2 separate regions of the Homo sapiens genome follow, and region 2 is linked to region 1. A link is a loop called in an ENCODE intact Hi-C map of the cell type or tissue named here. Cell type or tissue: psoas muscle. All regions are shown on one strand. Each heading gives the region's core, and the rest is flanking DNA. Links, peaks and the distances in the headings are about the cores only. Region 1 overlaps MPRIP (myosin phosphatase Rho interacting protein). Region 2 overlaps MPRIP (myosin phosphatase Rho interacting protein).

What was found. A loop is a pair of places that touch in the nucleus more often than their neighbours do. Peaks named below come from ENCODE experiments on the same cell type or tissue, not always from the same donor. Only the 100,000 strongest peaks of a DNase experiment are listed, where the experiment ranks them.
Region 2: a loop joins it to region 1, with 2.9 times the contacts of the local background. A loop is called at or near these places in 1 of 110 quality-filtered maps.

Annotation. Positions count from the first base shown.
Region 1 is chr17:17,159,361-17,175,216 of GRCh38, forward strand. It overlaps MPRIP (myosin phosphatase Rho interacting protein), which reads left to right. Exons shown (of 24, transcript NM_001364716.4): 15 at 1,880-1,996; 16 at 4,749-8,555; 17 at 12,358-12,505; 18 at 13,338-13,455; 19 at 14,556-14,715. It also overlaps the pseudogene RNU6-767P. Among named protein-coding and RNA genes, the nearest start is that of PLD6, 39 kb to the right of the region's middle. RefSeq lists enhancers at 7,880-8,482, 12,213-12,872, 12,873-13,532. In psoas muscle, for the core only: no CTCF peak of the experiment used is centred there; a DNase peak (open chromatin) is centred at 6,711; H3K27ac peaks cover 516 bases.
Region 2 is chr17:17,100,877-17,116,732 of GRCh38, forward strand. All of the region lies in intron 3 of MPRIP (myosin phosphatase Rho interacting protein), which reads left to right. Among named protein-coding and RNA genes, the nearest start is that of MPRIP, 66 kb to the left of the region's middle. RefSeq lists enhancers at 7,190-7,389, 7,410-7,934. In psoas muscle, for the core only: a CTCF peak has its summit at 8,566 (motif pointing right); DNase peaks (open chromatin) are centred at 7,215, 7,995, 9,175 and 10,905; H3K27ac peaks cover 6,766 bases.

The DNA.
Region 1 (15,856 bases), core at 2,545-10,544:
AGCCCTGGCTTGGACAGGTCAAAGCTGTAGGCAGAGACCAGCCCCAGGTGCTCTTACAGTGGCTTGGGGACGGCCGATCAGATCTGAAGCCAGGGGCATCCAGCAGGAGATGACAGCTGGGTCCTAGGTCATGAGGATATGAAGCAGAAGACAGTGGTGAGGCAGGGTAGGCTGTGGATGAAGGCTGCCCTGTGACTGTCACTCCTCCACGAGGCCTTCAGTGCACCTAGGTACATAGATGAACAAGCTGGCCCCCGAACTATAAAATAAGATGTTCTTTCATGGAAATGTATGCAGAAATCCAGTCTGCAGAACTTCAGTGGTAGATTGACATGTCTGGGCAGGGAGTCTCGTAGCTGGGGAGGTGTAGCGTTACAGTTTTTGTAGAACTCCCTGTTTCACTCTCCATTTAGGGACAGTTTTCAACACTGTGTTTCAAATGTGTTCTCTTACGTAAGTAGCTTGTTAAAGATTTGCCACTTGGGTATGCCTCAAGCTTCTCATCTTTTTTGTATTTTATTAACTGTATGAGGCTGAGTTACCACCAGCACTAATACTTGTACTTTTTCATTTTCCTCATCCATTAACAAGTAACAAAGGCAAGATGAAATAAAATAACAGTTGAAACTCACATTACTTCAGGCTACCAAAATGGGCCAGCCAGCAGGCGACACACTGGCTCAACAATCTGGGGGGTCAGTCTTCACTGTTTAAAAGTCAGGGGTCGGCTGGGCATGGTGGCTCACGCCTGTAATCCCGGTACTTTGGGAGGCCGAGGCGGGCGGATCACAAGGTCAAGAGATCAAGACCATCCGGCCAACATGGTGAAACCCCGTCTCTACTAAAAATACAAAAATTAGCTGGGCATGGTGGTGCATTCCTGTAGTCCCAGCTACTTGGAAGGCTGAGGCAGGAGAATCACTTGAACCCAGGAGGCAGAGGTTGCAGTGACCTGAGATCGCACCATCGTACTCCAGCCTGGCGACAGAGCGAGAGTCCATCTCAAAAAAAATAAATAAAAGTCAGGGGTCTCCCCGCCTCTCACAGCACAGTCTGTCAGCACCCTGGGCGGCACTGGCCTGACTGTCCACCACACACACAGCTCCATTCAGCACGAGCTCTGGGAGCAGGTTGGGTAGCCCTGCACATGGCCAGGCATCAGGAGGCACCTGGGAGGTGTGTAGGGAAGAGGTGGATGGATGAATGAGTAGCTGAAGCTGTTGAAAGCAAGAAGAGTGTAAAATAGCTTACTCATGGGTATCCACACCTTGTTTGAGGGAACTGCGGGAACTCTTTTTGCAAACAGAACTTTGTGGAATCCATCATGTAAAGCTGGTCAAATGGAGTGGTTTCAGTTGAGACCATAGTGGGCCCTGGAGTGAGGCCTGCTTGGGGCCACCACTCACAGTGGTCCCTGTAGAGCCTAGCCTGGCCTGTGTGACCAGCTGAGGACACCCAAAGGACCCCATGGGGTGCTTCCTCCAGATGCAGATGCAAAACCCTTGTTCCCCAGTGGACACATTCCCCTTCTCAGAAATGAACACCCCGTATGGGCCTTGGCACCTATATAGGGCGTGCATGTTGGAACCTTGAGCAGGTGTGGGAAGTATGTGGGCATCCAGGGGTGCCTGGAGTAGGGAAGGACAAGGTAGTCCCTTGGTGCCCATAAGGTACCAAGTCTGCCATTGTTACTGATGGCTTGCATTGGAACCTTCACTTCCAAATGCTGCTGGTAAAGGCCATATCAGCACATCTGCTGAAATGTGGAGACTCCAAAACTCTTGGGCCACATGGAAGACCAGTGAAAGAGTCTGTGCTGTGCAGCTGCTTTGTTTATCATTGTCATTTTGCATAAAAGTGTGTGTCTTTTTGCCAACAGCTGGAGCAGAGCCAGAAGGAGGCCTCAGACCTTCTGGAGCAGAACCGGCTCCTGCAGGACCAGCTGAGGGTGGCCCTGGGCCGGGAGCAGAGCGCCCGTGAGGGCTACGTGCTGCAGGTAGGGTGGAGGGGCTGCTGTGGCCCATGGTGCGCTCAGGAGCTTCAGTGTGAAGGGTTCATGCTCAGGCAGGCTAGGAGTGTGCAAAACTTGGCTGAGCAGGGGTGTCTCCCAGGAGCTCATGCCCCTGGGCTTTTCTGCCACAGGACTGGACACTCAATGTGCTTGGGGGGGTCTGTTTGTTTTTCCCTCCTGATATGACATTTTGGGGAATCTCCCTGAAACCTCTATATCTAAGGACTTTTTTTGGTAATAAAATGATTTTGGTGACCTTTCCCTTTGACTCTGAAAGTAGCCAATATACATTTATTGTAAATACCATACATTTGCATGTGATTTCTCATAGTTTTCACTATAGTAATATTGGACCTATTGTACAGATTGAAGACATTGAATCACACAGCAAGTCCAGTGCCTGCTTACAACCAACAGCAAGTCAGTGGCAAAGCTAGTACTGGACCCCATTCCCATCTGTTTCTATACCACACCTGGCAGGCAGAGCTGGGGCTCTTACCACTACTAGCCCAACCCCGGGATACCTCCACTGAGATCCTGTACCACAGAGCCCTGATATAGGGGTGTCACAAGGCTGGAGCTAGCCTGGCCCAAGGGCGTGCCTATGTCTGCTGACTTTCCTGCAGCGTGCCAGGCCTTGTGCCAGGTATTGGGCATAAAACAGATATACTCTTGTCCCCATTGAGTGGTAGAGGAGATTGTGATAGGAAGATTGATATATAAATACTGCAGGAGAAGTGAAGTGGGGTACCAGAACAGGGAGCCTAAGTTCTCGGCAAAGGCTGAGGGTATAACATTAGAATCAAGGTCCTAGGTTCAAGACTTGGCCCTGCTACTGACCCCCAAAGCAAGTGCATGTGTCCCCTCCTCTACAGCGGCAGTCTGCTGCCTGTGTAGACTTAGACCCAGTGATCCCTGAGGGCCCTTCCGGCTCTTAGACCCCGAGTCTCTGTCACGTATTGTCTACATTTGCAGACCGCAGTGCGCTGACCTTGGTCTGAGTTGTCCCAGGCAGCAGATGGAACAGGGGCACTCAGCTGGCCTCTGACCATAGTCTGCCTCTTTGCAGACTCTCTGCTGTTTCTTCTCCTGTGTGCTCCCTGGGCCTTCTCTTTCTTTCTGCCCCACATGCCCTAGACTCTCCTCTCCAGCCTCTTCTGCCATAGTCATTGCCATGCCCTGTTCAGACCTGGTGAACAGGGCCTCCCTGTGGGCCTCCCTGCCAAGGTCATTTGCGCTTGCCCTCCAGGTTTGAGGAGCATCTTTTTAATTCTTGATTGGGCCTCATCCTATAAGAACTGGCTTCAAATCAGGTAGTAAAGATAAAAGTTCAGCATCCCAAATTCGAAAATCTGAAATGCTCCAAAATCCAAAACTGAACGCTGACATTATGCTGAAAGGAAATGCTCACTGGAGCATTTCAGATTTTGGATTTTTGGATTGGGGATGCTCACCCAGTAAGTAGAATGCAAATATTTTAAAATCCGAAACAGTTCTTGTCCCAAGTATTTTGGATAAGGGATACTCAACTTGTACTAAGCAGCGGACTTTGCACATTGCTAACCTAGGAACCTACCTCTGTCTAACTTGCATAATTGCATGAGCCTACACTGAAGCCCCTGTTGGTCAGCACTGGGCAAAGCTGGTCTTTAATACCTTTTCCCTAAGTCTAATAACCTGTGACTTCTCACCACCCTTTATGCTTTGGAAATGCTTTTAATCACGACTCAGAATGAGCAGGGGGTCTGTGGGGTTAAGGGTCAGGAGCCAGCTACTGGGGTGGGTGCTATACTAACTGCTGGGAGGAGCTTGCATGATTTGGACATTGAGTGTGAAGTGTAACTTGAACTTAACATAACTGAGTGTCACATCTGTGGCTTCCCCGGCCAGCAGACCGAGAGGGAGCCATAGGCAGGCCAGATTCTTAGGCTGGGCTCGGCTCACTCTTGTTTGTGTTGTTTTTCCCTATATTAATGAGTTCTGTCTCTGCATGCCTTTCAGTGTGGGGAGTTTTGTTTCATTTACGTTGTGTTTTGTTTTTGCATGCTTCACTTTTTCTTATTTTGAACTCCACAAAGGTTTGTTTGTTTTGTTGATTATTGTATCTTACTCCATGGTTCCCGTTCCCCCCTCGTTTTGACTTCTTACAGGTAGAGATTAGTTCTTCCTGTTACTCTAGAGGACTGACTACACTTTCCACAGGAAAATGTTTGGATGTCACCTTGCTGACATCTCCCGAGTGTTACCTTCCTTCCTTCTCCTCCTGTCTTAGAAGGAAGTGGCATCATTTACCTACACCTTGTGTCCTGCGCTTGTTTAGGATTTGTTGTCAAGACTGCGTACTTTTTGTTTTGTGAAACAAACAGCTGCAGGTGCTGTGCTCCTCCCGCCTGTCCCTCTTCCTGGCGCTCTCTTGTCCTTTAGTCTTTGTTTTGCTTCTTAGTGTGTTCCATTATTCAGTTTTGTTTGGTTTATTTCTCCTAGAAGCTGTTTGGTTAAAGCTGTTTTCTGATGTTATTGTCCATGTTTTCTGTTTACCTGGAAGCAGCTACTTACTAAAAAAAAAAAAAAAGAAAATTTGTTGGATTTTTTTAATGGGAAAAAAAAATAAAGTTGTACAAAGGATAAAAGCCAAAGCCATCAAGGAGCTTTCTGTGGTTGTTCCTGGCCAGAGGTGTGACACTCAGAACTGGGAGGCCCGAGTGTTACTAACCAGTATTTAATCGGTTTTTTTAAGACTGAAGTGGCCGCCTCCCCATCGGGTGCCTGGCAGAGGCTCCATAGAGTCAACCAAGACCTTCAAAGTGAGCTTGAAGCCCAGTGCCAGCGCCAGGAGCTGATTACACACCAGATTCAGACCCTGAAGCGTAGCTATGGGGAGGCCAAGGACACGATCCGGCACCACGAGGCTGAGATCCGGAGCCTTCAGGCACGGCTCAGCAATGCGGCCGCTGAGCTAGCCATCAAGGAGCAGGCGCTGGCCAAGCTCAAGGGCGACCTGAAGCGGGAGCAGGGCCGGGTCCGCGAGCAGCTGGAGGAGCGGCAACACAGCGAGGCGGCGCTGAGCAGCCAGCTGAGGGCTAGCGAGCAGAAGCTCAAGAGTGCTGAGGCCCTGCTGCTGGAGAAGACGCAGGAGCTACGGGGCCTGGAGACACAGCAGGCGCTGCAGCGGGACCGGCAGAAGGAGGTCCAGAGGCTGCAGGAGCGCATTGCCGACCTCAGCCAGCAACTGGGCGCCAGTGAGCAGGCGCAGCGGCTGATGGAGGAGAAGCTGCAGAGAAACTATGAGCTGCTGCTGGAGAGCTGTGAGAAGGAGAAGCAGGCATTGCTGCAGAACCTAAAGGAAGTGGAAGACAAGGCCAGCGCCTATGAGGACCAGCTGCAGGGTCAGGCACAGCAGGTGGAGACCCTGCAGAAGGAGAAGCTGAGCGCCACTTTCGAGGGCAGTGAGCAGGTGCACCAGCTGGAGGAGCAGCTGGAGGCACGAGAGGCCAGCGTGCGCAGGCTCGCAGAGCACGTGCAGAGCCTCTGTGACGAGCGGGACCTCCTCAGACAGCGGTTCCAGGAGCTGACAGAGCGCGTGGCCACGTCCGACGAGGATGTGGCTGAGCTCCGGGAAAAGCTGAGGAGAAGAGAGGCTGACAACCAGAGCCTGGAGCACTCCTACCAGAGGGTCTCCAGCCAGCTGCAGAGCATGCACACTCTGCTGAGAGAGAAGGAGGAAGAGCTGGAGCGCATTAAGGAAGCACATGAGAAGGTTCTGGAGAAGAAGGAGCAGGACCTCAATGAGGCTTTGGTTAAAATGGTTGCCTTGGGGAGCAGCTTAGAGGAAACAGAAATTAAGCTCCAGGCAAAAGAAGAGATTTTAAGGAAATTTGCAAGTGAATCTCCAAAGGACATGGAAGAGCCACGGAGTACCCCTGAAGAGACAGAAAGGGATGGCACTTTGCTCCCAGGCCAACCAGTCCAAGCCACTAGGGCACCTCTAGGCCTCCCACACACAAGGCTCGAGGATGAGGACGAGGACCTGGGGGCTCCTCCGGGGGAAGAGTACGGTGATGGCAGCCCCAGTAGGGAAGACAGCATGGTGCCCCCAAAGTCAGTGGAAGTGCTTGACAGGGAGGGCCATCAGCAGGGCACAGCCAAACTCGACCAAGGGGCACCTGGTGTTAAAAGGCAAAGAATCCGGTTCTCCACAATCCAGTGCCAAAGATACATTCACCCCGAAGGGTCTGAGAAGACCTGGACCAGCAGCACATCTTCCGACACCAGCCAGGACCGGTCACCCTCGGAAGAAAGCATGTCCTCAGAGCCTGCACCCAGTGTACTGCCTGCAACTGGCGACTCTGACACGTACCTCTCCATCATCCACTCCCTGGAGACCAAGCTCTACGTCACAGAGGAAAAGCTCAAAGACGTGACCGTGAGGCTGGAGAGCCAGCAGGGTCAGAGCCGTGAGGCACTGCTCGCACTGCACCACCAGTGGGCGGGCACCGAGGCCCAGCTGCGTGAGCAGCTCCGCGCCAGCCTGCTCCAGGTTGGCGCACTGGCCTCCCAGCTGGAGCAGGAGAGGCAGGAGAGGGCCAGGAGGGTTGAAGGGCATGTTGGAGAGCTTGGGGACTTCCAGGTCAAGAATAGTCAGGCCCTGATGTGCCTGGAAAATTGCCGAGAACAACTGAGATCTCTGCCTAGGGCCAGCCAGGAGGATGAGCAGGACGCACGCGCAGCCTCCCTGGCCAGTGTGGAGAGTGCACTCGTCAGCGCCATCCAAGCCCTGCAGCACTGGCCGGCCCCAGCCCATGGCGGGGCCCGTGCACAGCTGGAGACAGGTGGCACCGAGGAGAATGGGAAGCCTGCCTCCCTGCAGCAGTGCTCCCAGTCTGAGTTGACAGAGCAGGAGCAGGTGAGGCTTCTTTCTGACCAGATTGCTCTGGAGGCCTCGCTGATCAGCCAGATAGCAGATTCCCTGAAGAACACAACATCAGATGTCTCCCGAATGCTCCATGAGATTTCTTGGTCAGGACAGCCACCGATGGAATCTGCTGGGGCCCCCGTAGACACCTGGGCCAGGAAGGTCCTAGTGGATGGTGAGTTCTGGAGCCAGGTTGAGTCTCTGAGGAAGCACTTGGGGACACTGGGAGGAGAGGCAGTCGGTGCCTCAGGAGACGGGCAGCAAAGCATCCCACAGGGCCTGGCCCCCATCCTGGCCAATGCCACATGGGTCAGGGCAGAGCTCAGCTTTGCCACACAGTCAGTGAGGGAGTCGTTCCACCGCAGGCTACAGAGCATCCAGGAGACCCTGCGGGGCACCCAGACGGCCCTGCGGCAGCACAAATGCCTGCTGAGGGAAATCCTGGGAGCCTACCAAACCCCAGACTTTGAAAGAGTGATGCAGCAGGTCTTGGAAGCCCTCAGGCTTCCAGCGGGCCATGAAGATGGTGTTCAGCTGTCCTGGGACCTGAGCCCCTTAGGAGAAGTCCTGGGCCGAGACTCAGACAGCTCTCAGGAGCCCTTCGATGTGTCTGACCAGAGCCCTGGGGCCTTTGTTGCTATTCAGGAGGAGCTTGCCCAGCAGCTGAAGGAGAAGGCCAGCCTCTTAGAGGAGATAGCGGCTGCCTTACCATCTCTGCCACCTGTGGAATCGCTGAGAGATTGCCAGAAGCTTCTCCAGGTGTCCCAGAGTCTCTCGTATAACACTTGTTTGGGAGGCCTCGGTCAGTATTCTTCATTGTTGGTTCAGGATGCCATTATTCAGGCCCAGGTTTGCTATGCGTCCTGCAGAATCCGGCTAGAATATGAGAAGGAGCTCCAGCTCTGCAAGGAGTCCTGGCAAACCCGGGAGCCCTCCTGCTCAGAGCAGGCACAGGCAGCCCGGGCCCTGAGGGAGGAGTATGAGGAGCTTCTCCGCAAGCAGAAGAGCGAGTACCTGGATGTGATCGCCATTGTTGAAAGGGAGAATGCAGAGCTCAAGGCCAAGGCCGCCCAGCTAGACCATCAGCAGCAGTGTCTGGAGGATGCAGAGAGCAAGCACAGCATGAGCATGTTCACCCTGCGGGGCAGGTATGAGGAGGAGATTCGGTGTGTGGTGGAGCAGCTGACCAGGACCGAGAGCACACTGCAGGCTGAGCGCAGCCGGGTCCTGAGCCAGCTGGATGCCTCGGTCAGAGACAGGCAGGACATGGAGAGGCATCATGGTGAGCAGATACAGACCCTGGAGGACAGGTTCCAGCTCAAGGTCCGGGAGCTGCAGACGATCCACGAGGAGGAGCTGAGGACCCTGCAGGAGCACTACTCGCAGAGCCTGAGGTGCCTTCAGGACACCCTCTGCCTCCACCAGGGGCCACACCCCAAGGCCCTGCCAGCCCCTGCCCCCAACTGGCAGGCCACCCAGGGAGAGGCTGACTCCATGACGGGGCTGAGGGAGCGCATCCAGGAGCTGGAGGCCCAGATGGATGTCATGCGGGAGGAGCTGGGACACAAGGACCTGGAGGGCGACGCGGCCACACTGCGTGAGAAGTACCAGAGGGACTTGGAGAGCCTTAAGGTCTTAACGCCCCATTCAATTTGCAGAGCAGATCTTCCTTGATAATGGGGTGGGTGTGGGGACGTCTGGCTCAGCTACCGTGCAGGCAGAATTGAGGGGATATGCTGCTGTCCCTCTACTTGCTAGCCATGGTGTGGTCTCAGCAGGGCCTGGGCCGCAGGCTTAGCCTCTTGTTCGGCATCCCCCAGTGTCCTCCACCAGGAGGAGAACTAGCAGGAGGGCCGCCAGGGTCCCTGGTGGGAGAGGAGCACGTAGTCTTCCCAGCACTTCCCTGCCTGCCTAATGCGGCCTCTCCGTGTTCCTGAGAGCAGCCCCCAATCCCCTTGCCAGCCTTGCCTCCTTCCTGCCCCTGCCCCGGGAACCCCGTCTGGCCCAGTCCCAGCCCAAATCTGAGGCAGCTGCCTGAGGACAGCCTTGTACTCACAGCAACACCCCGGAGAGCCAGGGCCCAGTTGGAGGGCAGTCTCCTCCTGATTGCCCTAGGAGAGCACAGTCGGGCGGAGGGTCCCTCTCTGGAACTGGCATTTGATGTGTGCTCTGGTGAGAAGAACTTTCCCACGGAGCACAGCCTCCAGCCACTCCTGTCCCCTTCCCCAGGACCTTTACAAGTAGATTTTCCCCAGAACTGTCCTGCATCCCCGCCCCTGAGGTCCTGGAGCACAAAGGCGAAATGCCAGGCCCTGGAGGTGGTGGTGGGCTGAGTGGAGGCCCAGCTGTCTGGCCCCACCCTTTGTAGCTGCAGGCCACACCCACCATGTGTGGCTGTCAAGCATCATCCCTTAGACTCAAAAGTTTACCATGATACCTGTGCCCTTATGTTCCTTCCACTCAGGAAGCTGCCCCAGTAAATGACTAGGATGACTAGGCCCCTCAAAAGCCATGTTCAGGTGGTGCCTTCCACGCTCATGTGGCAGAGCCAGGCGCGCACACAGCCAGCACCATTGTGCTGCAAGCTCCTGACTCCCAGGTGGCTGCCACTGCTCCTGCCTACACATCCTCACAGCCACTGTCTAGCAGGACACCTGTTTTTCCCAGCCCGTTACTCCTGTAGCTCTGAATGGAAACAGCAGCTCACATGTCACCTCTGTGTGACGGACTCGGCCCCACCCAGACACACAGGTGTGGTTGTCAGCGAGCACCTCAGGAGAACTGAGAAGCTCTTTTTCACCATTCTTTCCCCAAATCAGTCAAAACCTTTTAAAAACCATTATGAGTTGTGAGAAGGTTTCAACAGCTATGTTTTCAAAGTGTGTGTATATGATGGCACTGTGGTCAGTTCACCAAGAGCAGCACTGAGATGGGTGGATCCAGGTGCACCTTGAAAAGTTAATTGCACAAACCTTTGCTTTGACCCCAAATACGCTTGCTAGTGCCCTTCCCTGCAGCTTCCCAGACAATCAGCAGGGTCCATGGGGGCAGGGCCTGGGCACAGCAATGCCCTGCTTCCTGTCTGCATCCATAAGAGGCCCCTCCACACCGAGGCTGCTTTAGGTTAGCCAACCAGGTGCAGGGGAGGCCCCATGCAGGTGCCATTATACCAACAGTGAGCAAGAAATCAGAAAAAAGAGGACTGCCTTATGTTGAGAACTGACCAGAGATTGTGCTGGGCCAGTGTCACTAGGAGGGAGAAACAGATGATGCAGGTCGGGATGAGGCCCCTCCCAGGGGCTTGGACACTGTCCACTCCCTGCTGCCTTAGCTGCCGTTGCATAGTGTCCCCTCCTGTGCCTGGGAGCTTCTAGCCCAGGTGTGGTGTTCTCACCCACCCCTGCAGACTTACAGAACTTGTAAATAGACAGCACCTTGAGATTTCATCACTTTATGCAGATTTCCACTTGGGTCGTTGGGGACAGGGTCTTGGCCTAACAGCCGTCCTCTGACATCCACAGGCTCCCACCACACCACGATTGCAGTCATCGGGGAACTTCTTTTGGTGTCAGGAATGATTGGCTTAAATTAACATTTGTTTGCAAGATCAATTATTTTTTAGCATATAGTTTCTCTCCAAAGAAGCAACTAGGTCTTTAAAGATGTCCCAGTGCTTCTGTTAGATTTTTGACTCTTACCTGCATAATATTCCAAAGCACTCAGATCAAAATAAGACTTTTCCCAGCAAGTAGACTCAAAGAAAAAAAAAAAAGACTTAAAAGATCTATTAATACTAGTTGTGCTCGTTTTAGCAGCATATATACTAAAATTGGAATGATACAGAGAAGATTAGTATGGCCCCTTTACAAGGATGACACACAAATTCATGAAGTATTCCATATATATATATATTTTTTTTTTTTTTAATTAAAAAAGACCTATTAGTTAAATGTGTTAACTGAGAAGCCACATACAAACAGAAGCGAGTGGGAGGAAGAAAGAAGAGCTCAACCTTGGGGCCTGAGGACCAGGAGCTCCAGAGCTCCGAGCTCCTGCAGCCGTCCTGAGGTGTGAGGGTGGCAGAAAGAGACAGATGCTTCCAGGTGGAGCCGCTGGGAGAGGGGATGGGACGCCTAGTTAATAGTGGCAATAGCTGAGACATTCACCCAGAGCAGCACATAGGTTGCAGTCAAGTCCAGACTGACCACGAGTTTGGAAATACTGCCTGAGGCTCTCAGAGTTGGCCATCACCAAAAGTGGGCCCAGAGAAAAATGCCCAGGCATGCTGATAGGATTTCTTGGTATCCTTTCTTGAATCCACATGCAAGAAGATTAACCAAGTGGTGCAGGCTATCAGCCCAGAGTGGGGAAACCCCCACACTTGAATTTGGAATGGAATGTGGCCACGTTCTTCCAGTTTTTAAAACTCAGCGAGAGGCCCAGTCCCTTCTCTGAAGCAGACCACTTGAAGGATTTAGACAGAAAGTGTGTGCCTCCGTGCTCAAAATAGCTGCACACCCACCCTTCCCGGCAGCTGTGCAGCACGCTCACCTGCTTTGTTAGTGAGCACAGCTCTGATAACCAGGCCTGGGCTTCCTGGTGTGGCTTGCTCCCATCCTGGGGCATGCCTATGTCGCTCTAGGGAGGCACAGGAGAGTTTGGAAAGCAGGTCTCCTGTCATGTACTTGTTAGAGTTAGCAGAGGTGCTAAGTCATTGGTGCCCTTCTTTAAGAAAAGAGTAAGAAAGAAGACACAGGCTAGAAGGAAGGGGAGCCTGTAGCCTGATCTTACTCCCTCAGTCAACACCTGAGCATTAAGTGACCAGCTGGAGGTTGTCAGCTGGCTAGTGGCAGAGTCCCAACCCCCAGCTCCCAGAAGTGGACTCTATGTACCCCCAACCCACTGTGGGTTGAGAGGCTCCCAGCCCGGTGCCCGCCAGGCCACTCCCTATATGTGGAATGGCCTTGGTTCCCTCCAGCAGACAAGTCCCTCATCCCTGTTTTACGGGCCTTTCACCGTGTCCCTCCAGACCAGACACAGCCAGCCTCTGCCCACGTGCTCTCTCTTCCTTCCTGTGGGTCCCACCTGGCAGCAACGCAGGAAGGTCCAGGGTTGGCTGGTTTCCATTTCATAGCAGCCTGTCCCCACCTACCATACCAACTTCTCCCAGGAAGAAATGGGGCACAGTACAGTCACAGAAATAAGAGGTAGAGTTGACTGGTAACACCCTTTTCTGAATGCTCTGATGGCATTGCTGAGAATCCCCAGACAGCCCCAGGGATCCTGTTCAGGGCGCCCATGGTGGAGCAAGCTCAGTGAATGCCCAGTCACAGCTGGGCCTGGACAGGGTGGGATTCCTGGCTCCTTTATTTAAAAGGGCCCCCAACTTAGAGGTAAAGAAAGAAGTCGATGAAGTCCCTTTTGCATTTTGCAGGCCACGTGCGAGCGAGGGTTTGCAGCAATGGAAGAAACGCACCAGAAGAAGATTGAAGATCTCCAGAGGCAGCACCAGCGGGAGCTAGAGAAACTTCGAGAAGAGAAAGACCGCCTCCTAGCCGAGGAGACAGCGGCCACCATCTCAGGTTGGGGGGTGGGGTAACCCTGAGGGCAGGGTGGGTGGCCAGCTTTTTTTGAGCTAGACACACAACTCAGAGGAATGGCAGCCTTTAAATTGCCTTTTGGCTGAGATGTAAACTTCATTGTTGAAGGGTTCTTTGACTATTCACTCTGAGGCAAAGGCCAATTTTAGGTCCCTTTTGAGAGCTTGTAAACTGAGAGCGCACACTTCGACCCCTGACAGCCCCGTCGTGGCCGGCTGCACACAAGGAGCTGTCCCAACCTGTGACTTTCCAGTTCCAACAAGTAGACTGACCAGTGTCAGTCCAGCCAGTGACTTTCCCCCTGACAGACACCTGTCAACGTGGGACCACCTCTGGCCAGAATGCCCCTGCCGTCAGCGTGAAGATATGTAGCTTCACCGGCAGGTGGCCCTAAACAAGCACGTCCCCTCCGCCTTGTGCTGCCTTCCCTTTATGTAATCGCCACCTCAGTGGTTTGTTAATTTAGTTCCAAGGAAGAAAATACACCAGCACAAAAGCTTGCTTGTTTTATAAACTCATGTTGGAATTTAACAATGACATTTATTTAATCAGTTTGGTTTTCTTCTAACACCAAAAAAAAAGCCAAACGTGCATTCCTTCCAGGGGGAGTTCATGAAGAATTCTCCCAGCCTGCACCCACCTCAGAGAATTGGTTCATGAGGGGCCAGCCTGTCATGCAAAATCCAACTGCTGATTGACTAAGCAAGCATCAGCAGTGGCAGGCGCCATCCCATTGTGTGGAGCTCCCCACCCCCACCCCTGTCAGCAGGAAGGGCGTGGTCCCTCGGTGCTGAGGCCGTGTCCTTGCCTGCAGCCATCGAAGCCATGAAGAACGCCCACCGGGAGGAAATGGAGCGGGAGCTGGAGAAGAGCCAGCGGTCCCAGATCAGCAGCGTCAACTCGGATGTTGAGGCCCTGCGGCGCCAGTACCTGTAAGTGGCTGGGCCTGCCCATCTGCCCTTGGGAGGGCCCCTCTGGGGTGCTGACCAGGCCACAGCTGGGCCCTTCCTGTGTCTTTGCAGAGGCCTCCAGAAGTGGGGCCTGGGGCCCCTGGGTGCTGAGGGCAGCTCAGATGCCCTCTTGTCCAGTGCAGGATATGGCCCAAGTGGGGCCTCCTTTATTCAGAGAGACTGTTCCTCGAAATGCCAAGAACGAGATGTAACAAACGAAATCTTAAACTCCCCTCTTGTCCAGGGCTGATCCCAGCAACTGCCCAGATGTGTTCTTCGACAGCTGCCCTGCTAGCCCACCAGGAGCCAGGCAGCCGGGCTTGGTCGTACAGGGCAGAAGTGAGAACTAGCACTGTGGTTTAAAACCACACGTGCTGATTCCCTCTGCACAGGCAGGATAGAAAAATACCAGAAAAACTGCTGTAGACTTTTTTCACTTGGTAGAATTGACACAGCCAGAAGCCCACAGATTGGCCACCATGAGCCTCACGGCACTCAGGCTCTACCAGGAGCCTTTATAGCATAGCCGAAGCCAGGGGCCCTGCCTCAGGAGCTGGCAGCAGTCAGCAGCACCCTGTAGAGGCTCACGCTGACCTTGGTCAGAGCAGGGTGGCCCACCTGGAAGCCCCTCATCCCTGGTTCACCTGCAGGAGGACGGCCCTCCTGGATCCAGGGTGGCAGAACAGCCTCAGGAAGCTTGGGTTTTTGGGTCTTGTGTAGAGCCTGGTCCTGGCTGTCAGACACAGATGGCTTCAAAAGTGGGTTTACTGAAAACAAATTCTGAGTCAGAAGAGAGTTCTAGAAATGGGGGTTCTGTGTGGCTGCAGACTGGACTCTGTCCTGACTGGCATCCCCAGAGAAGTGCTAGCTGTAGGACTGTCAGACTGTGAGAAAGGACCAGGGAGGGGCGTGAGGCCATCTCTGTAAGGGATCCCTTACTCTGTATGACCCAGGCTGATTAAGACAACAGACTGTGTGGGCCTGACCTGTGCTTGGCTGTGTCTGGTGTCAAGGAGGGACACCGGCCTCTGAGAGGCCTTGTCCAGAAGCAGGCAGAGGAGTGAGTGCTGCCCTCTCCCCAGGGAGGAGCTGCAGTCGGTGCAGCGGGAACTGGAGGTCCTCTCGGAGCAGTACTCGCAGAAGTGCCTGGAGAATGCCCATCTGGCCCAGGCGCTGGAGGCCGAGCGGCAGGCCCTGCGGCAGTGCCAGCGTGAGAACCAGGAGCTCAATGCCCACAACCAGGTGAGCCTGCAGCCAGGTGAGCCCAAGGTTAGTCAGGGGCACTCAAGGTCAGGTAGACCCATAGTCAGGTGAGTCCACACTGGAGCTGGAGCCAGGCCTCACCCTCAAAGTGGCATGAAGGTCCCTGAACCACAGAGTGGTTACCTGCCCCAGGGCTTCTCCCTGCCACCCAGCGTGGCCATCTGTGTTGTCAGAAACATCACCGCGGATAGCTAGAGCAACGCTGTACTGCCACGTGCACCACCTGCTTACACATGACATCACTCTTGCTTTGACCCTTTCTGAGACTCTCGGGTGTCTTGGTGTCTTCTCTGTGCTCCTCTGAACCTCTGGCTCACTGTTTCTGGGCAGGGCCTGGCAGGGTCATCCCAATCCTCCAGGATCCTGTCCCCCAGGGATTGAGCTGACACTTCTCAGGGTCAGGCTTACGGCTCACATTTATTTTTGTCAGATTTTTTTTCTTAAGATTTGCTTGCTCTGTCCGGGCGCGGTGGCTCACGCCTGTAATCCCAGCGCTTTGGGAGGCCAAGACGGGCGGATCACAAGGTCAGGGATTGAGACCATCCTGGCTAACATGGTGAAACCCCATCTCTACTAAAAATACAAAAAATTAGCTGGGTGTGGTGGTGGGCGCCTATAGTCCCATCTACTGGGAAGGCTGAGGCAGGAGAATGGTGTGAACTCGGGAGGCGGAGCCTGGGTGACAGAGCGAGACTCCGTCTAAAAAAAAAAAAAAAAAGATTTGCTTGCTCCTTAGTTAATTGGGGTGCATTTAAATCCTGGCTAATGGAAAGGTTCAAGCCAGGATTCGTTCAATATTGGCTTTTCTGTGGGCACCAAATTAAAACAGCCCTCTATGACCCTGCCCTGCACAAACACCCCCTGGGGCTGGGAACATAGTCCCTTTCTCACCTGAGGCCTTCCCAAGGGGCATGGCTGCTGCACAGGGCTGTGTATGAGGCTGCTCAGGCAGGACTGGGTCCACTCACTGCTGCTGTGGCTTAAAGATTACCCCACAGGAGCTCAGATGGGACCAGCCATGGAACAGATTGACACTAGTTATTGTGACAGAAAGGAATTAAGGGTTATCGATTGGATCCTGCCTACGCAGTTCCACAGATACACAAAGAACCTAGGGAAA
Region 2 (15,856 bases), core at 3,920-11,919, 57 kb before region 1:
AAAGTGGTCCTTGGTACCAAAAAGTTTGGGGACCACTGCATTAGCTAACCTTGAACAGTTTTGCAATCTCACTAAACCTAAATTTCCTCATCTGTAGAATGGGGAGAATAAGAACAGTTTTTTAGGATGACTGTGGATTTAAACCAGAACTCAGTGGAGCGCTATATCCTGTCTTCTCTGCCACCCTTCTGCTTCACTCAGGGAATTTATCTTAAGAGTTGGGGAGAAGGCAGGGGAACCTTCTGCCATGTCCTGCTATGCTTGTGTGGCCCTCTGAGCAAGGGAGAGCCTTGCTTCACCCTCAATAAAGTATCTTCCTGGTCTCAGGCCCAGTGACACCTGCCAACTGGTTAAGAAGCAGAGTTTAACATTTCAGTAATGTTATATCCGGATATTAAGAAAGAAAAGGCCGGGCCTGGTGGCCCACACCTGTAATCCCAGCACTTTGGGATGCCAAGGCAGGTGGATCACCTGAGGTCAGGAGTTCGAGACCAGCCTGGCCAACAGGATGAAACCCCATCTCTACTAAAAAATACAAAAATTAGCCAGACATGGTGGCAGGCGCCTGTAATCCCAGCCACTCAGGCTGAGGCTGAGGCAGGAGAATCGCTTGAACTCGGGAGGCAGAGGTTGCAGTGAGCTGAGATTGCACCACTGCACTCCAGCCTGGGCAACAAGAGTGAAACTCCATCTCAAAAAAAATTTTTTTTAAACAACAACAACAAAAAAAATATATATATAGTTACTTCAAAGAAAAACCTTCAGCAACATTAAACAGTAGTGTAGACAGCAGTGAGGACTTCAGTTGTGTATATATTTTCCTGCCTGGGGAATTGTTTCCTGAGGGTAGAGTTCTAGAAATAGAATGGAAAAGGCCCGTAGGGTAGGTACTGCTATGGCTCCTGTGGCAGGTTTGCAGACTGCTCAGGCAGCTGCAGTTCAAGTGCCCTTTCCAGGCCATGGGCTGCCTTCAAGCCATGCCCAGAAAGCCTGCCTGCCTTGGCTCTACATCCTGATGTCCAGGAGGTCAGGCTTGGCCTAAAAGAGGGCTGGCTTACCCTTGGCTCAAATGTCACCCGCAGGGAGCTGGGGGCTGAGGAAGAGGAAACGTCCAGGTGGGTGTAGTCCTCTGGCTTCTAGGCTTTCCTTTCCTATCTTCATTTTTTTTTTTAATTTTTTTTATTTTTTAAAAATAGAGACAGGATCTCCCTATGTTGCCCAGGCTGGTCCCAAACTCCTGGACTCAAGCAATCCTCCTGCCTCGGCCTCCCAAAACGCTGGAATTACAGGCATGAGCCACCGCACCCAGCCTCCCTTCCTGTCTTTATGGGCCACTCCTGTCTGCGTTACCCATAGTCAAGGCCAGGCCTTGGGCCAGGAAGGGGGCTATACCATCAGCTCCCCAAGTGTACAAGGCCCTTGCCTCTCCTTTGGCCTACATGAGCACCTGCCTTGTACTCTATGTTGTGCCAGGCATTGTGGGAGATGCCAAGAAAGCCAATCCCTCTGCTGCCCCTTCAGTGCTGAGACACCTGGGCCTCCAAAGGGCTGGTGCAGTGCGGAGCTGTCAGGCTTTCTTCTCTGCCAGGTCATTGTGATGGGGCAGGTGATCGTCAGGGCACGTGTGGAGTGTGCGAGCAGGTCCACCCATGACTAGTGGAGCAGCCTTGGCTAAGCCACTTTCTCACCTGTGCAGTGGTGACAGCCCCCTCCTCAGGGTCATTAAGGAGGTAGTGAGATGGCCATGTCTCATGTCCCATGCGCTTGGTATACACACCCCCAAGAGAGGCCAGGCCTGGGCTGACACAGGTACCCCTCACTCTGTGGCCCAGGTGGCATCTGCTGGCAGCACACCCACCCTCCCTGTCTTCTGCAGTTCCAGCCCAGCTAGTGGACACCTGTCCACAGAGGACTCTGAAGGAAACATCTGAAAGGTTAGGGCCCTGCTGGGCAACGTTGAGGTCGACACTGTGGACAGGCAGCTCCATGTAATTCTTCTTCCTGCCCTTACCCAGCCAAACCTGCACCCTTCTGGGGGTGGACCTCTGTTTGTCCCGTTTGTAACCACTTCTGTCTGGCATGGGCTCCAAGAGTTGATGCTGCATGCAGGCCTCATGTACTTTGACACAAGTGTGAGAGTGCTGGGGGTTGGAAGACTCATGTGTGCCAGCCTCCAGGTACAGCTAGCCTGTTTCCTCCATGCCAAGGCCTTGTCTCCCTTGAGGCAGAGTGGTGTGGTGGAGCGAGTACTGGACTAAGTCAGAAGGCCCAGGCAGTTCAGGCAGCCACAGATTAAGTCACTTCCACTCTGGCCATGGGGTCTTTGTAAGATGAGGAGGTTATGTCAGATGCGCTCTGGTGAAAGTATGGAAAAAAGCATTGGTGACGTGTGGAGCTAAGGAGGTCAGGCTTGTCACCAGGAGCTGGCCCTGTCCCCAGCCATGTGTCCCCATCAGCACTGCTGGGAAAGCAGCTCAGACCCCAGGGCCGGCAGCCGTGAGGGTATCTTGCAGTGGCTCTTTGGGAGCAGCGGCTGCTATTTTTAGTAAGCTGCCTAATTGGAGGTCCTGGTGGAGCTTAACCAGCTCACCTTGTGCTTTGATCCTTCTGTTTGGCCTTCTCTTTTTACGTGGAAAGAGCTGAAGTTCATGCCCTGACCAAAGCAGATTTGTTTTTGCAGGAGACGGAGGCTTTTGCTGTTAAAAAAAACTGCCCCTTCCCAGGCCCCTGCTCTGTCTCTTAAGTAATTTCCAGTGGGTTGTCAGCATTGATGTTGGTTCCTTCCTAATAAGATCTCCCCCTTTTATCTGCTATATCAGGACATCAGGGGTGGGGGCTGAAAAGAGTATTGAAAAAGATGGAAGCATTACTCTCTGCAGGAAAACAGATTGGTTTTAAAAATGCTGTCCTACATCCTGCCTCAGATGATGGCCCTTCGCACATGATTTCTCTCACTTTTGATGCCCTCACTTTATTTTAAGCCGAAGAACCAAACCTTCGAGTAAAGCCTCTTTGTTCCTTTTTAGCAGTGAGATATCTCCTAGGATGGGAGACCAGGTGTTTTCTCGGGAACAGTCATCATTTAGCTTTTTCCCAAAGGAAAGGAACTCTGTGTGTCCCTGGTGGCTCTGGGAATGGCGTGTGAGCCCATTTCCTCAGGATAAAACTAAGATGGTAATGAATAATGTCTGTTTGATTTGTGTCAGATATTCATGTGACACAGACACTAAGTGCTCGTAAACACTCTCAGTTAATTCTTGTGACAGCCTTTAGGGAATAGGCCTCATGCTTACCTCCATTATACAGATGAGGAAAACTGAGGCCTAGAGAGTCTGAGTCGTCCCACTGCTATGTGACCATGTGCCTGCACCATCTAACATGGTGCCAGCGCTCCTGATGTGTGGACGTGAGTGTCTGTTTTCTGGATGTGCATACAGCAGTGTACCAGGCTGCATGACCGTGGGGTGCTGCTGCATAGAACCTTTGGCCATGAGCGAGTTTTTGGTGAACTAACAGAATTCATTGTCCCCTTCCTGGTAGAGAATTGCTTCTGTGTCCTGAGGAGATGTGGCATGAAGGGTGGGCAAGGATTGTTCCTGCCAGCTGGGTGGCCGTGTCTTTCATCCTTCCTTCCTCCCGACCAGTCCACGGCTGTGTTCAAGCCTGGTGGGGAGCCGTGAAGGCAGAACCGTTTCTCCGTCCTTCCTTTTGTCCCTGTCACCTTCCCCTGGCTGCTAGCAGAGTACCTGTCCTGTGTCACAGAGAGACAGAGCCCCAATTGTTTTCTTTCCGCTGCGTCTGCTCCTTGCCTCCCCCTCAGCCACCCACGAGGTCTCAGTGCTGTGCCAGCTAGCTTGCTGCAGGGAGCCGCTGCCTCCCTTCGGAGCACCCACGCTTCCAGTCTCCCTTCCATCTTTCATAAAAGCATGGGCCTGTGGCTCAGTGGTATGGGCCACCAGCTTTGTCCTTAAGACCCCTCTTCATTATTTCCCTGAGCCCACTCTGGGGCCCAGTGTGGGCACTTGTTCAGGTTTCTCTGTTGGGATTCTTCTTGGTTTAGGGAGGGTGGTTGGCATGTGGTGGAGTTGAGAGGGGCCTTGTTGCTTCCAGGTGCTTTGGTAGAGTGGTCCCAGGTATCCACTGGGCGTGTTTGCTGCTTTCTCCTGTCTTCCCTGTCACAGTCCACTTTAGGGTTATATAAACCACACACAGAAGCCTACAAATAGACTTTTGTTGTTCATCCTCAAGTAGGCACTAATTCCATTCGATGGAACCTGGGATGGGCATCGCTTTCTCCCAGGGCAGGGAGCACTGCCTGCTGTCCCACAGCATGTCTCACCCACCCTCGTGGTGGGGCAGGTCGAGGGCCCAACAGGGATGCTCTTGGGCTTTTTCACTGCAGGCCTCAGCCAGCACCCCCAGGCAGCCCCTGTTGCTGCTCTCTGGCCAACAGTCTCCTAAGAGTCCAGGGTTGCCCATTGCTATTGTGGGGTCACATATCTTTCTACATCCATACTCCTAGGGAGGCGGAGTCGGTCTTGAAACTGGGTGGGGACCCCTCCATTCCCCCGTGCTCCTCTTGACTGGGGCAGTACTGTTCTCGCCCCCTAAGAAGGAGGTAGAGGTGAGGTCCCTGTTCACCTTGTCTTGGAGACCAGTCAAGACAGGAAAGCTCTCACCTCAGAGATGGATGGGTCCCTTGGCCACTGAGTCAGGCCACTGAGGCAGAGGAGGGCAGGCAGTCACTCACTGGTGGTGGTGTGAGAGACGCTGTCTCTGATTATCCGACGTCCTGTAATGAGATACTTTTCAGTGAGGGCTGTTCCCTGGAAACAGTGTGACTCCAGGACTATGGGAAGGGGGTCTGATTTGGGCCCTAATTCCAGCTCAGCCATTACCAGCCTGGTGGCCTAGGCAGGGCCTTCCTTTCAAGGATTTGATCTTTATAATAGTTTTGATCTTTATTTAGGGTTAGGATTAGGTTAAGGTTTTGATCTTTAAAATAGTTTTTCCTACCCCATATAGGACATCTGCCACTCAAAGGGAGGCATGTTAAAGAAACCTTTTATTGTGGCAAGCCGTAAGACAAAAAAACATGTGCATCCCAGGTTCAGCTTGATGAAGTTTCACAGATTAAGCACACCTGTGTAGCCAGTACCATGATCAGGATCTTCCTGAGTCCCTCAGTGGCTTTGAGGGATCTCAGAGCACGGCATCTCCAGGTGGGTGTGGGAGCTTGTCCAGGGCGAAGTGTCTGCAGTGTTGCAGTGAGGCACGGGGTGGCCTCACCACCATGTCTTTCTCAGCCCTGCCGGCGTCCAACACAGCAGAGGTGCTCAGTACCCCGTTTTCTACTGAGTGACTGAATGGGTGAAAGGCAACTGGATTCCTACACTCTTGGTCTTTTCCAGGGAGTCTGTGTCTTGGTGTTTCTGCTGCTTCACTCTTTGTGGTCGACTTGTAGAAGCCCCTCTGCCCAGAGGACTTGATCCTGGGCAGGCAGCAGCAGGAACACACCATGCCTGGCGTGGGCAGAACCTGTGATCTTGAAAGAGTTGAGCCTCCACCACTTCAGAGAGAGGGCAGCAAGAGCGCTCTGGAGCCTGCCCTCCACAGAGCTTGGTGCTTTGAGACCTGGACAGTGCCCACCAGACAGAATCCACATAGTGTTTCCTCTCCTCCTTCCAGAACCGGATCTTCCTGAGTCCCTCAGTGGCTTTGACTGGTGAAGGCTGGCCAGGCCTGCTGGAGAGATCCGGGATGCAGAGCTGTTTAGTCTGGGAGGCAGGTCAGTCTCAGAGGATGGGTGGGTCAGGGCTGAACACAAGGAAAAAAGACGCCACACATGGAAGGAAATCACCACTATGCCATCATAACTGACCAACTACATTTTCCCAACCTTGGAAGGACAAGGTAGGAGTGGCAGGCTAGAAGGATAGGTCTTCAAACATCACTGTTGATGCAAAGCTCCCATAACAAGTTGGATTTCTGAGAAGCAGATTGGGAATTCCCAGTGGGAGAGAGGCAGATGAGAGCATCCAAGATAACGACTTCTTTCCCAGATGCTGGCCTTCCTGGAATGCTGGCAGAGGATCTCAGTTCTTAATAATTATTTTATTGGGTGGGGAAGTCTTTGGAAGCAGAAAATAAGCCAAAGAGGAACTTAATGTCATACCCCTTTCTCAAGGAAAGTTTTATCTACAACACATTTGGTCTATTCTTAGCTTCTGCTCCTGTCCTTTGGAAACGTAGCCTGGAGGGTGTCGGGATTTAATGGGCTCTAGCCCCCTGCCCCTCCCTTTAGAGTGAGGGGGTGGATTGGTGTTTGTGGGTTTTCTCTGTGAATCAGTTCTGAGAACACCAGAGAGCTTCTTTCAGGGTTCTGGACTTACTGCCAGGAGGCCCAATTCCTCCCAGTGACAAAGTCACTGAAGACAAGAGTCTTCAGGAAGGAGCCTCAGAGCCTGGGCAGGGCGGGGACTTCAAGGCTGCTGCCAGGTTTGGGTAGATGTGGGGAGCAGGAGCCAGACAGAGGCTGGGTGCTATTCAGGTTGCTCCGGCATCTGGCATTTGGGCACAAGACCTGTCCTTAGAAGGCTTGGGGCTGGCAGGTGCCTTGTGAGCCTGACACTGTTGGTGCAGGGAGACACCTGCATCATCTCACGCAGCAGCTTCCTCTGGAGTTCAGTGTCCTGGGGCGCAACAGGGAGGGCTGTGGCCTGGCCTGTATTCAGGTGGATTTGGCACACAGGCCCAGGCTGGTCCTGCACATCCCCTGCTAGAGAGCAATCCCTACCCTCCTTTGTCCCCTTCGTGTCTGAGACTCTGATGGCGGGGGAAACCCAGAGATTCCTGTTGTGCATTGAGCTCGTTCTTGAGTTCCCATCTCTCTAGCTGGTTTGGAATCTTAAGTTTCTCCCCAGCAGGTGATTTGAAGTCCTTTGGGCTTCCAGCTTGCATGGGTTCCTCTGTGCCTGCCTGCTGCCCTCTGTGTCTGTAAGTGGTTGGCAGGAAGGTGCATGTGTGAGAACCTATGGTATGCCCGCTTAGGGCCAGGGCTGCAGAGGTTGCTCGCTGCTCAGGGGCCTGCCCGGAGCCCTGGCCACATGTCCCGCCTCACATACCTGCAAGGGCCATTTCCCTGTAGATAGAGCAGTTGCCTGACACAGCCACCACCTCTCCCTTTTTCCCAGGCCTGCTGGAGAAGGATGGCCCTCCCTCCTGCCTTGTCCCTCAGGCTGCCTGAGGGTTTCGTTTTCTTGTGGCTGGCATGGCCTTTCAGGGTACTGTCCCCAAGCACTTTATGAATCATAATCGCAGCTCCAGCATGTCCATTCACCCCCACTGCCAGCAGGCTCTTTACAGCTGCATTTTGTCTCCACACTCTTCTGTCTTTCTTTGCTTTCATCAGGCCCTCTTTGGCCCAGCAAAAAGCTGTAAGTGACTTAATACAGCTGGGTGGCCAGCCTGGGACAGACAGCCATCGGAGCCAAGCCTCTGGCATCAAATATAGATCAAGGTCTCCCTTTGAGGCAGTGGTTCCCAGCCTTGGCTGAACATTAGAATCACTAGAGAAGCTTTTAAGAATTCCTATGCCTCAGCCCTACATCTGAGAATTTAAATCTGAGTCTCTCTCTGGGCATAGAACCTCTATTTTGAAATCTTCCCAGGTGATTACATTATTCAGCAAAAGTTTGGAACCATTGCTTTAAGCTCTAAAACCTTCCATTTTAAGCCAGCTGGCCTTTGTCTCTAGCCTCTAGAGAGGTCTGGGCCCCCTGAAGCTGCTTCTCCCTGCTGTAGATCCCTCAGGGGTGACCGGGAGGGTGCTGGGGGTGGGGCCGGGTGAATGTTATGGGCCTCACAGCTGCATTGCTTTCAGTCTCACTGCAGCAAACAGCAGCTTGTTTTCTCTAGATCTGCCTGGCAGGCCTTTGGGCAGAAAAGGCAGTTACACCATGTGGCATGGCAGCGCCCTCTCCCTCTCAGGCTCAGGCAGACTTGGAGACCAGGCAAGCTGGGACACAGGAAGCTCCATCTGAAGCCACCAGTGGCAGCACTCCGCCCACCTGTATGCTAGCACTGCCTCTTCTCCAGTGCAACTTCTCCCGCCGGCTGTGGTGCGCAGATTTCTGAAAGCGCTCAAACAGGCTGAAGGGCCCTTAGCCCCCTTCTCTCCCTTTCCTTCTGTGTCCTCTCCTTACCCTCGCCACTTTGTTCCCCTCCCTTCTTATCCAAACATGCCTTGGAAAGGTCTCAAAAACTCATGCTGAAGGTATAAAATATTCAATCAGTATCCGTTCTGCCCACTGCTGAGCTCGTGGGTATATGGGGCACCGTTGCAGGTTCTTCTCTGAGAATTCACCAGAGGGACTTCCAGACAGTGGTGTAAAAGGGAGTGTGCACTTTTGCAGTAGAGTGGAGTCTGCAAGCCAAGAGGCCAGAGGAGCCATACATAGGCTCTGTGTGCAAGGGAAAGCAGTTCTCTCACACGAGTACTGACACTTTTGAGACCACAATGCCTGTGTACTGGGATTCAACAGTTAAGTAAATGGACGGCAGGTGGCAGGAGCCACTGTTGCACACAGTGACAAGGAACAGGCAGGCAAGGGAAGGAGGCTAGACTGATCCACGGAGGTGCTAGTGTGTTTAGTTGATAGAGACTTTAATAAAGATACATAAGGATACAGAGAGAAGTGTTTATAGATATGTGGTATGCCCAGGTTATATACACCTCTATTTCCTTGTTCCATTAGCGGAGAGGGCCTAGAAGCTGTGAGACCCGCGAAACAATGAGCACACCTGCCATCCAGATCTTGATTTTTAATGGCACTTTCCAATAAAAGTAAACCAGGGCTTCTGGAGGAAATGATCAATTCTAGGGCTGGGGCGGGAAATATACCCTAAAGGTACATGAAGCACCTTGCAATGCCAGGAAGTGCTTTGAGGCTGCACAGGTGCACATGCGGATGGGGGTGTGTCAGGGGGACATGGGAGCCGGCTGAAAAGCTCCCAGTGTCCAAAGCTGGAACACTTTGAGCAACAAAATAAATACTGTAATGTTGGATTATGGTGTAGTGTGGATGTTTGTCCCCTCCAAACCTCACGTTGAAATGTGTTCCCCAGTGTTGGAGGTGGGGCCTAGTTGGGAGGCGTTTGGGTCATGAGGGCAGATCCCTCATGAGTAGATCAGTGCCCTGCCCTGGGCGGGGCAGCAAGTGGGTTCTTGCTCTGTTAGTTTCCTGGAGACCTTGTTGTTAAAAAGTGCCTGGCAGCTTCCTTCTCACTCCCGCCCTCCTCTCTGACCATGTGATCTCTGCACACACCAGCGCCCATTTGCCTTCCACCCTGAGTAGAGCAGCACAAGGCCCTCCCCAGATGAGATCCCCAATCTTGAACTTTCCAGCCATCCAGAATTGTGAGCCAAATAACCCTCTTTTTCTTTATAGATGACCCAGCTTCAGGTATTCCCTTATAGCGGCACAAAACAGACTAAGACAAGATATAAAATCCACAAGTCCGTATTGGCATAAGGAAATCATTTAGTAAAGAAATAAATAAATGGGAGAGAAGAAACAAAATGTCCTGTGCAGAATTCCAGGTTATTTATGCAGCTACTCCTTACTTAAGGAGATGGCCATAGCTCCCCACTCCGTGTTGAGTGGTGACTTCCTTCCAGAGAGCACAGGGGTGGGGAGCAGCTCTGCAGCAGAGAAACTGACAGGCACGACCCCAGCCAGGCACTTAAGGTCATCATCAACAGTGATCAGTCGTGAAGCCTTGGAAGGATGGGAAGAGAAGGGGTATCACCTCTATGGTTGTCCTCCCTTAAACACATAACCACAGTCTAGTCGTGAGAACAACGTCAGACAAACCCAAATTGAGGTGCAGTCTACAACACACCTGATCAGCACTCCTCAAAACCATCAAGGTCACCCAAAACACAGAAGGTCTGAGAAACTGTTGCAGCCAAAAGGAGCCTCAGGGGACAGGACACTTAATGTGATGTGGGGTCCTGAGTGGGATCTTGGAGCAGGAGAACAGTAGATGCAAGCTGAGGCCACCTGAATCAAGTTGTGCTGAATGAGGTGTGAGCTTTAGTTAATAACAGGTCAGTATTGGTTTATTCATTGTAGCAAATGCACTGCACTGATGTATTAATAACAGGGTAAACTGGGTGAGAGGTGTAGGAGAACTCTTCACACACTCTTGTCTTCTTTTCTGTAAATGTGAATCTATTCTGAAATTAAAAGGTTATTTTAAAAGTTTAAAAAAAAAAACCAAAAAAAAAAGAAAAAACCTCTAGGCACAGTGTCGTGGGAGAGCCCTGTTTCACAAGGGGTAGTCCCAAAAAAAAAAAAAAAAAAAAAAAAAAGTACCATAGAGACTCGAAGAGAGAGGAAGCCACTGTAGGCCAGGCTGCTAAGAAGGACCTGGAAAGCAGGTGCCAGTGGCCTTGCCCTTGAAGGACAGGGAAGACCAGCACCCTGGCCATGAAGGCCCCAGCAGGTGTCCTGAGGCAGGACCAGGGCCCCAGGTCATGAGAGGAAAGCTAGGAAGTGGGGGCTCAGCAGGGAGCCTCACCAGGGGCTTTTTCCCATCTCCCCTGCAGCCTGGGCACCTGCCTGCTGGCCTGTGTGTCCAGGGGGGTCTCTGTTTTCTGCTTCTGCTGAGGAGGGAGACCTGGCAACGGGTGGCCCCTGAGAGACCATGCTGGGGAACAGCTGTGGAGAGTGAAGCCAGCGTCCCTCTTGGGACCGCATGTTCTGTTGTAGGACTTGTTCAGACTCTTCTGCCTGTTAAACCGAGGCAGCAGGACCAAGTGGGAACTGCGGACTGACTCAGCTGTTACGGGCGGTACCAACAGCAGGCAGTCTCCTACCTTCCTGAGTGTGATGTCTGGTCAGACCTGTGCCCAGTCTCCCTCAAGCGGGCCGCCTTCCCCAGCACTGCCCACTCACTCTCTGTTCCCAGGAGGCCTTTCCCACCATATCTGCTGGCTTCTCACCGAGGCCCTTCCCCACATGCTACCCACCCTGGCATTTGTTTAGCTTGCCCGACTGCTTGGAAGGGCAACCGTCCAGGCCAGGTTTCATCAGTTCTGTTCATTGTCGCATGACAGTCGTCGGCACCCCACAGAGCAGGTGTTGGGTAAATATTAATATTTACGAGGTGTGCGGGTGCTGTGGGCAGCGTGGTCCACCTTGGGCATGCTGCTGCGCTTTTCCAACTGGTGTCCCTGTGTATGCGATGGCAGTGATACACCTCATACTTGCGGGACAGAACATGCCTGTGTGAAAGGCCTGGGTAACGGCGCTTTCTTATCTCCAGCTGAGCTCTGTCTCTGCCCTCCCACTCCTTGGGCCTAGCTCTCTCTGTCGGGATCTCCCAGGACAAGTCTCGAGCCTTGTGCCTGGGGCCACCTTTAAGACATCTGAATCCTCCAAACCCGGCCTCCTTGCCCCTGCATCCCACAAGTGCCCATCTCACAGCAGCTATGTATGCCCTCTCTTCCCCCCGTATCATGAAGTCTGTGGCAGGCACCATGTCTTCCTCATCACTGTGACCCCAAGCCTGATGTCCAGTAGATGCCATGGAGTTAAAGGATTTGGGGGATGGTGGCCCTGCCCCGCAGCCCCAGCCCCTCCCCAGCTGCCCCTGTCCTCTGTACGTGGAACAGTCCTGGCTCCTGCCGTCTGCTCCTGCAGGGCTCACTCAGGACCGTCATCTGCATGGTTCATCGCTCCCATGAACTGAGTTCCACTTACTCCCAGCCTCCTCCCCTCTGCCCCTTTAAGGGGAGCCCAGCTCTGCGGGAGGAGGACAGCCTCCTGAGGACAGGGCTGCAACTGGGCTGTGGGTTGGTGCCACTGGACAAAGGTGTTTCAGCGCAGCCGGTGGCGTTGAGGGGGAGGGAGGGAGGATGAGGCGGCCCTCAGGCTGTGCCTGTACTGCGTTCCATCCCCACTGAGTAGCACGCGGGCCTTGGGAGAGGCTAGGCATTTCTGCTGGTGACACAGCCAACTCACTCTGTCCTTTCTCCCTGGCCACAGGAGGCCAGTGAGGCATCCTCAGCCCTGGGCTGTTTCCCAGCGGTCCTCCGAGCTCAGACAGCTGGGATGGAACTTGGGGTCTCACTAGCTCCCATGAGCTTTGGGAGCTGTCCACTTGGGGACTCCCCAGGGTTGGGGCTGGAACTGTTTCATGCCCTGGGGGGTGGCAACTTGAGGCTGCCCTTGCAGACGGCTCCTGGCCCTGCCCTGCAGTCTCTTCTTCCACTGATTGGTATCCCTGCCTGCCCTCCCCAGCTGAGTCCATCACTAGTGGTATAGCTCTCAAGGGTCTGTTTTCTATGAAGACAGGGACAGAAATGCCAGAGAAAGGTAGCTGGGGTATAGGTCAGGTACAGAATTTTTGAAAAGAAATTTGCCAGTAGCTGTTCTCACCCTGGCAACCACCATTCTACTCTCTATGAATTTGAGTACTTTGGGTGCTTCACATAAGTGGAATCATACAGTATCTATCCTTTTGTGACTGGCTTATTGCACTTAGCATAGTGTTTTCAAGATTCATCCATAGTATAGCACATACCAGAATTTCTTTCCTTTTTATGGCTGAATTATATGGCAGTGTATATACATACTACATTTTGTTTATTCATCTATCTATTGGTGGACACTGGAGCTGCTTCCATCTGTTGGCTATTGTGAATAATGCTGCCATGGTACGTGGGTGTACAAATATCTGTTCGAGTCCCTGTGTTCAGTTCCTCTGGGTATATACCTACAAGTGGAATTGCTGGATGAAACAGCAAATCTATAAAGTCCAGTTTAATTTTTTGAAGAAGCTCCATACTGCTTTCCAGAGTGGCTGCACCACGGTTCCAGTTACTCCATGACCTCACCAACACTGACAGTTTTCTGTTTTTTAACTTACCTCTACCCTAGTGAATGTGAACTAGCATCTCATTGTGGCTGATGTGATTTGCATTTTCTTTTCTTTTCTTTTCTTTTTTTTTTTTTTTTTTTACTTAAGAGACAGGGTCTCACTCTGTTGCCCAGACTGGAGTGCAGTGGTGCCATCACAGCTCACTGCAACCTCGAACTCCTGGGCTCAAGGGATCCTCCCTGCTCCCAAGTAACTGGGACTATAAGAGTACACCACCACATCTGGCTATTTATTTTTTAATTTTTATTTTTAGAGATGAGGTCTCACTATCTTGCCCAGGTTGGTCTCAAACTTCTGGCCCCAAGCAATCCTCCTGCTTTGGCCTTCTGAAGTGCTAGGTGACTTTCATTTTCTAATGACTAATGACGTCAGGCACCTTTTTATGTGTGTCTTGGCCATTTGTATATCTTCTTTGTATATTCACATCCTTTGTCTATTTTTAATTGTTTTTTGTTGTTGAGTTTTAGGAGCTGTTTATTCTAGATACTAATACTTTGTCAGATATATGATTTGCAAGTATTCCCTTCCCTTCCCTAGGTTGCCTTTTCGCTCTCTTGGTCCTTAGATGTACAAAGGTTTTTAATTTTGATGAAGTCTAGTTTATCTTTTTTTTTTCTTTTGTTGCTTGTGCTTTTGGCGTCATATCCAAGAAATGGTTGCTAAATCCAGTGTTACAGGGCTTTTTTCCTTGGTCTTCTGTGCATTTTATAGCCTTTGTTCTTGCATTGAGGTATCTGCTCCATTTCAAGTTCATTGTTGCATATGGTGTAGTGTCACCCTTGGTTGGTGGATCCTGCTAGCTGACCATTGTGGTGGGTGAGGGGGATGAAAAGCTGTTCTTCCCCAGTTCCCATGCCTCTCCTACCTTCTTCCCATCTACCCCCCGCCCACCCACCACCAGTTTTAGGAGGAAGGTGGGCCTTAACTGGGTGAGGGCTCCCAAGGGAAGCTCCTCTGGCAGAGGGCCCTTGGCCATTTGGCGGGGGCCCTGGTATCTCGCTGCCCAGGCAGCGGCCGAAGCCAGCAGGCCAGCCTGGCGTAGCAGGTGTGAGGAGGAACTTCCTGGTCTTGGCAGCAAGTGAAAAAGGTCCTTGTTTTCTTATTTTCTCCGTTAAAAAAAAAGTAGTTTAGTGGTTCTAACTATGCCCCTGGGAAAGCCCTGAACGGGTCATTTCCTCAGCATCCCACAAAGTCACTTGTAGCAGAAGGCCCAGCCCACGCACTGCAGCACCAAGGCTGGGGCGAGGCCCACACTGCATTGTTGCTGCTGGCATTAGCAGATGCTGCACATCTTGGAGGCCCCCTCCTGCTAATCCACGAATGCCTCAGAAAGCATGCACTGTCTCTGGGGCCAGAGCTGAATCTTAGAAGAGGGCCTACTTGGGATGGGAGCGGTAGCTCTGCGTCTGTGGTGACACCCACTGTCACATTCCAGTAGAGGGAAGGAAAGGTAGGGCCTCGGGATTTTGGCCCTGACTGCATGGTTCCTGCTTCTTCTGTGATGGAGGCGGCATGCTGTGGTGGGCTAGGAGTTAGGAAGCCTGGGCCTGAGTTTCCACGTCCAGACGTTAGGGAGAGGTGGGGTGTAGAGGGCCTTCCAGGCCTGGGTTGGCAGGGAGGCGAGCTCTTTCTCGTGATGGAGCCATGAAGGCCTGTTGGAAGGCCTGGCCTGCTTGCTGCTGAGCCTGTGGTTTCTCCCTGTTATCTGTGCAGTGTTCTGTTTTGTTTTGTTTGAAGTGTACAGGTCATTGTCTTTGAGGATATTCACGTGGTTATACAACCACCAACACAATCTAATTTCAGAGCATTTTTCATCAACCCCCAAACAAACCCTGCATCCCTTAGCTGCCACCGCCACTCCTCCCCTCCTGCTTCCCATCTTTATCGATTGGCCTGTCCTGGACGCTTGATGTAAATGGAGTCATGCAGCATCATCTCACAACTTTACCATCTGCTGGTTGCAGCAGAGTCATTGGCCCAAGGCTGGGGTGGTGGCTTCAGACCAACACCATGGACTTGGTGGCCTAGGTGCTGATCATGCAAAGGCCATTCCTCAGGGGCCTGCATCTCTTTCCAGACAGCTTCTCTACCTCATGCCCTGCAGAGCCTGCCACTGTCTGGTCTTTGCACACGTGTCATCCTGTTAACCCTTAATGAATATGGGATTTTGGTTAAAATGATGGTTTCTATTTTATAAATAAAACGTATCTATTACATATATAAGTAAATCAAATATTTATATTATAATTAAATCTATAATATAAATCTAGCAGGGTTGGCTTGTTCCATCATTCAGAAATGTTTACTGAAGCACATATTGGAAGGTGCTGACCTAGGTGTATAGAGTAAATACAAGGAGTTTTATCAGGCACCTTGTGGCTTAGTATGCAGAGCAGTTGGGCAGACCTGTGGATGGGCCATGGCCTCTGCACAGGGGCTCCCTTCAGGGAGCACAGGACAATGATCCAGGAGGGGAGATGTGCCAGGCAGGCCTCTCCGGCAGGACAGTGATAAAGGAGGCTGCTCTGTGCAGCGGGTAACCGTGGGTCTCCCAGGCCAGCAAGTAGGTCCAGGAGGCAAGGTGGGGCAATTGGTGCAGGGAGCAGAGCTTGGGCTGGGAGCTGTTGGAGCAGTTGAGTTGTGGGTTGGCTTGGCCGGATCTATGTTCATGAAGAATGGTTCTGGGGCTGTTCCTGTTGAATCATTCTGAGGCTCCCAGCACTGCTGTGCCTAGGAGGGTAGAACCCATGGGCCTCTTCACTGTGTACCAGGTGTTCCCAGCTGGCCTCATCTAGCCAAGCCTCCCACGGAACTCCCAGAATCACAGGTCTGAGGCCTCCGTCCTGCCAGTCCCCAGTCTGTATTGGTGGGCAGTGGGAAAGGGCCTGCCCCGCATGCATCTGCAGCT